2 separate regions of the Homo sapiens genome follow, and region 1 is linked to region 2. A link is an interaction called in ENCODE POLR2A ChIA-PET data of the cell type or tissue named here. Cell type or tissue: CD4-positive, alpha-beta T cell. All regions are shown on one strand. Links, peaks and the distances in the headings refer to the core of each region. The heading gives the core; the rest is flanking DNA.

Region 1 (2,917 bases), core at 253-2,752, 240 kb after region 2:
AGAAGGGTCTCCACACTCAAAGAGTGTGAACAAGAAGCAAGGCAAGGATATAACTAATTCACTCACTAATTATAGCAAAAATCCAGCTGTGATAACCACTTATAAGGTTACAGAGAGTGAAGGGGATTCTGATTAAGAACTTCGGGAGAGGTTTACAAAGAAGCAACATTTATACTGAGCCTGAAGAATGGCAAAGGAAGAGAGGAAACATGATAGAGGCAGAGAGTTCAACATGAGCAAAGTCCGGGAAAGTGAAAATACACAGCTTGTTCGGGGAACAGCAGATGGGCCTGTGTTGTTAGAGCAGAAGGAATGTAGGCAGGTGGTTAGGAGATGAGGAACAAAGGTCCCTGGCTCCTCAGGGAGTCCACTCACTTAGTTCTTCTCAGGTTCCAGGGTGGGGCTTCTCTGACAACTCCCTCAGGATCAGGTCCTAGGTGTAACCTCACATTTCCTCCTTCTCCCAGAAGTCTTCTCTTGACTTCAGCCCTATATCCTTTTACATCTTCACATAAAAAGCCCTATTCTTTTTTATTTTACTTCGGACTTTGCCGGTCTGGCATTATTTACCTGCCATCTGTTGTAAAATATATGGAAGATGAAATGGCATGAGACTTTGTACAAAGCATTGGCCCTTTAAGATAAAAATCTGCGCCTAACAAAGTAAGAACAGGACAGGCAGCCTAGCTAGACTGTGGGGGGTAGGGGGTGGGAGAGAGATAACTGTGAAGTGAGAAAATGATGCTTGGTACATAGTTGGTGTTCAGTCAATATTCGTTTAATAAATGAATTAGGAGACAGCTGGATAGTCTCATGTATTGTGAGATATCTCTGCGGTATGGCCATCTGCCTCTGGAACAGCACCTCCTATTTGGGAAAGAGGAGGGAAACAGGAAGGAAAGGGAGAAAATATATGTGTATTGTGGCTTTCCATGCATTTGTGCCAAGGTCAGGTTTGTTTCTAAGTTAGGAATTCCTTGTCTGGCAGTCTTCTCTTTTAGGGAAGAGGGGCGTGTGTGTGTATGTGTGTGTGCACACACATACACACATGACACACAAATACAATGACCCAATATTTATTCCCTTCTAGTCATGCCAACACCTAAAGACCTCAGGCTACAAAATCATTTCTTTGCCAGAGGAAAACGGGGGGAAAATTATAAGAAAAAAAAGCTAAAAACATTCAGTGAGAACTCAGTTTTCTTGGTAAACATATATATTTGGCACTTAAGATGCAAAGAAGTCTTGATTCTAATCCCAAAGAGCTTTTAATGTGGGAAGACATAAAGCCAGGGTATTTAATGCATGGGAGATAGTGCAGTCACAGAACCCAAGGCCTTCCTACTCCACGTGTGGCTCCACCAGCGGCAGCATCTCCTGGAAGTTTGTTAGAAATACAGACTGTCCAGTTCCACCCAAGACTGACTGAATGTGATTTTTGTCTTAACAAGTCCCTAGGTGAATCATTTGCATGCTAAATATTTGAGAAGTACTGACCCAGGGGGTGGGGTTGGGATCTGGGACTGATTCTTACAGGAAATAAATCCTGAGCTGTGTTTTGAAGATGAGTACGGTTAACCAGGTGGTGTTCCAAGCAGAGGAAACAACATAAGCAAAAGTTCAGTGGTATGAAAAAGCACAGGGGTGTTTTGGGAACCTGTCGCCTAAAATTGGTAATCAAAAGAGAGAGTGTGGGAGAGAGGAGGCAAGGGAAATGCAGAGAGATGACGCAGTTCAGGCAGTGGCCAGATCCTGCTGCATGTGTTCTAGGGTAAGGAGATTTGACTACACCTAATCCTTGACAGAGACGCATGATGACATGTTGAGATTTGCATTTAGATCACTGCAACCCTGAGGAGGCTGAAAGACAGAGAGATTAATTAGGAAGCTGAGGCAATAGTTTTGGAGAGAGATAATGAGAGTCTAAACTTAGGTTGTGGCAGTGGGGATGAAGAGGAGGGGGCAGGTTTAAGATATTTTAGGCACTAATAAACAGATGAAAGACTTCAGAATGGATTGGAGGTGGGAGGATGAGGGAGGGCTGAGTTTTGACTAGATGACTCGTAAGCTGGGATTAGTGTGTGGCTGTTCATGATGCCACTAACAGAGATGAAAGGATACAGGAGGACGAACAGGTTTGAAATTATGAGTTCAGTTTTCAAAATGTTCAGCTTAGGTGAATATAAAACATGTATAGATGGTCTCTGACTTACTATGGTTTGACTTTATAGCTGTGTGAAAGTGACGTGCATTTAGTAGAAACTATAATCCAATTTTGAATTTTGATCTTTTTGCAGGCTAGTGACATGAAGTAGGATACTCTTTTCCAAGGCTGGGCAGCGTCTCCCAGTCAGCGATGTAATCACAAGGGTAAACAACTGATATTCTACAATGTACTGTGCTGCCAGATGACTTTGCCCAACTGTAGGCTAATGTAAATGTTCTAAGCACATTTAAGGTAGGTTAGGTGAAGTTATGATGTTCAATAGGTTAGGCATATTAAATGCATTTTTGACTTGTGATATTTTCAGTTTATGAAGGGCTTATTGGGATGTAACCTCAAGTAAGTGGAGAAGTATCTGCATAGAAGGGAAAAAAGGAGGAAACAAGAAAAGGGTGGAGAACAGGGTGAATCAATCAGGATGGAGGAGGAAAAAATGCTCTGCCCATTTCCGGGGCAACAGTAATACACATAGTGTATCTGTGAGCTTTTCTTGTAGTTGTATTTCCAGAGGTTGCCTCCTTGAAACTTGGTTCCAGCAACTGGGTGGACCCTGAAAAAAGGTAAATAATTTGATTCATGGTTTCCTATCTGGTGATCAACTCATTGTTGCCACCGTTTGCTCTATGAAAAAAAAAAAGTTTTTTAATCTGTGGTTCAAACTGCTCCAATGTCAGTTTGTCTTTTTCCAGATTC
Region 2 (2,917 bases), core at 229-2,728:
TTTAAGAGACAATCTGATTCTTCTATTCCTCTATTCCCCTGATGCAGAGACCTTGAACGCCATATGTTCTAGACATAACTGTAGGTGGAGCTTACATGAGCCCGTGGCAATACATTAAAGACATTTGACTATATTCTATTAATTCAAATTTGTATCAGCTACAAATTCATTTCCACCCAAAAACATCATTAAAGATTTAGGTAAATGTTGAATATGTCAAATTAGCTTGATTTAGCCATTCCACAATGAATACATATCAAAACATCGTGTTATACACCATATGTGTATGTGTGTGTGTATATGTATATATGTGTGTGTGTATATATATATGTATACATATAGTTTGGTTGGTTTTTTTTTTTTTGAGATGGAGTTTTGCTCTTGTCACCCAGGCTGGAGTGCAATGGCATGATCTCGGCTCACTGCAACCTCTGCCTCCCAGGTTCAAGTGATGATTCTCCTGCCTCAGCCTCCCAAGTAGCTGGGATTACAAGCGCCCGCCACCAGGCCCAGGTTTTTTTTTTGTTTTTTTTGTTTTTTTTTTTAGTAGACATGGGGTTTCACCATGTTGGCCAGGCTGGTCTCAAACTCCTGACCTCAGATGATCCACCCGCCTTGGCCTCCCAAAGTGCTGGGATTACAGGTGTGAACCACTGCACCCAGCCTAGTTTTTATTTATCAATTTAAAAAATATTTTAGTTAACTGCCTTGTTAAAATCTAAATACATGAAATCCCAAGAACCATGGTAATCCACTAAAGGTGTATAAGCATGGGCATGATATGATCAGATTTGCATTTTAAAGATGCATCTGGGTGGGGAGTGATTGGAGGGAACTAAGACTAGGAGCAGGGAGAAGAGCTAAGAGGCTGGTTCATGAGCATTTGAAAAGGGAACTGTGGTTATTGGAGCCAATGTGAGCTCACTACAACAAAGTTCTGTCAAAGTCACCTCTTTTTATTTTTGCTAGTGTTGCTAGACTGGTGTGTTAGAGAGATGACAAAGTTCATAGTCCTGAACTTCTTGCCTGCTGCTCAGTTTTGTCCTGCCACTCAGGTTTGTCCTGTCCCATTCTCCTTCTCTGTCCTCTAGCCACATGGACCTCTTTTGGTTTACTTCTGTGTCTTGAGGAGTCTCTCGGATGCTTTTGCAGAGGCTCTTCCCTCTGTTTAGAATGCTTTTCTACCCTGTCCTCTTTTCCAGGCTAATTTCATGCTTTAGATCTCAGTTTTTTCAGAGAGACCTCCTCTGATTCCCCAAAACTAAGTTAGATCCCCTTGCTTAAATCTTCATTGCTCCAACCCCTTTCAAAGCATTCAGTGCCACTGTAATCACTTCTTACAAAATCACTTTTTCTTTTGACACTAAAAATTCCTTGAGTACAAAGGCCACTTCTGTTGTGTTTACCATTAGGAACTTAAAATAGTGCAAAGTAGGTGTTCACATTTGTTATATAGGATTATCTAATCATTTGTTCTGGAAATGTGTCAGAAACCTGTGCTAAACCATGTGAACTACAGATTTTAGAATCTTTTTGTTCTTTGCCCTTCTCCAGATTCTGAGCATTTCCTCTTTCTTGCAGCATTTTTCAGAGATTACTGACAGTGGTTCTGTGTTGCAACAGCAAGTTCTCTCAGTTGTCTGGGTTGTCATTGCTTTAGTGCAGGGATCAGCAAACTGCAGTCCAGCGCAAATCTGGCTAGCAGCCTATTTTTGTAAATAAAGTTTTATTGGAACACAGCCATGCCTATTTGCCTATTTCCAAACTGTCGATGGCTGCCTTCACACTATAACAGCAGAGTTGAATAGTTTCAACCAAGACCATATGGCCTGCAAAGCCTAAAATATCACTTCTATAGAAAAAAATTGCCGACCCCTAGTCTAGTATAAATATTTGAGCTCATTTAAGACAGCTAGTGATTTCTTTGTATTACCTCATCAATATTTGACTTCTTTTCATCTTTGCCCATCTTTGATCTGCCTTTACAATTTGGAAATTATTCTATTGAAGAATTCAGAACAAAATCAACAGCTGCTGCCCATAGTCATCTGCTGACGTAAATCTTCTGCCCCATGTGGTGCCTGCTCCACGTTGTTCTCTTTGCTCTATATATGTCTAACAAAGCCCATTTTATTGCCCTTAGAATTTTTATAAAATGTATTTCACACTCTGCTTCTTTTTGCAGGTTATATTCTGTCTTTATTATGCACTCCTCCTTCCTACAATTCTTCATGACCCTTTAAGAACTCACCAAAGAGCTCTCTTGGTAGCCAGACACTCCCTTTGTTCAGAATCACTTCCACTTGTGTTATCGGAATTTTATTTTTGAAAGTCATCTATCTCTCATTAATGAGTCTTTAGATCAGGTCTTTAGATTATACCTGTGAGTTTTTCTTTCTCTTTTTCTGAAATATCCAAATGTTTCCATGAGAGTTTTGAGGGCATGTCAGAAGTCCAGATATCCTTAGCCATTTCAAACTCTCGGATGACAATCCATTCCACTTCTATTCCTCCTCAACCAGTTATTCTGCTTGGTCAGTGTTATGGTTACATTGTAGTCCCTCAAAAAGATATGTTGGACCCCCAGTACCTCCAAATATGAGTTTATTTGGAAACAGGGTCTTTACAGAGGTCAAGTTAAACTGAGGTGAAAAGGGTGAGTGTCTGTGAGCACAGGGTTCTGGGAAGCATAGAGACAGATGCCTGACTCAGAGTCTGAAGGCTGGGAGGTAGAGAGGAACGCCTTGTGGAGAAACTTCTGTTTCAACTGAGACCGAAAACAGTGAAGAGTGTTTAGCAAAGGCACCACTAGCAGTGCTCTGGAGGAGCTGGAGCCTTCCCTGTGATTTCTGTTATTCCCCGCACCCCATCCCCAGCAACCTAATAGTAAAAACTAACATTTATTGATATTCATGTA

Evidence for each region. ChIA-PET counts read pairs that join two places held together with the same protein. Peaks named below come from ENCODE experiments on the same cell type or tissue, not always from the same donor. Only the 100,000 strongest peaks of a DNase experiment are listed, where the experiment ranks them.
Region 1: POLR2A ChIA-PET joins it to region 2 with 7 read pairs; 2 of 35 experiments call an interaction of 5 or more read pairs at or near these places.

What each region holds. Positions count from the first base shown.
Region 1 is chr1:89,989,688-89,992,604 of GRCh38, forward strand. No RefSeq gene overlaps it. Among named protein-coding and RNA genes, the nearest start is that of ZNF326, 4.0 kb to the right of the region's middle. In CD4-positive, alpha-beta T cell, for the core only: no CTCF peak of the experiment used is centred there; no DNase peak of the experiment used is centred there.
Region 2 is chr1:89,753,065-89,755,981 of GRCh38, forward strand. The region is part of intron 2 of LOC107985743 (a long non-coding RNA gene); the gene reads left to right. Among named protein-coding and RNA genes, the nearest start is that of LRRC8D, 67 kb to the right of the region's middle. In CD4-positive, alpha-beta T cell, for the core only: no CTCF peak of the experiment used is centred there; DNase peaks (open chromatin) are centred at 1,637 and 2,037; H3K27ac peaks cover 1,535 bases.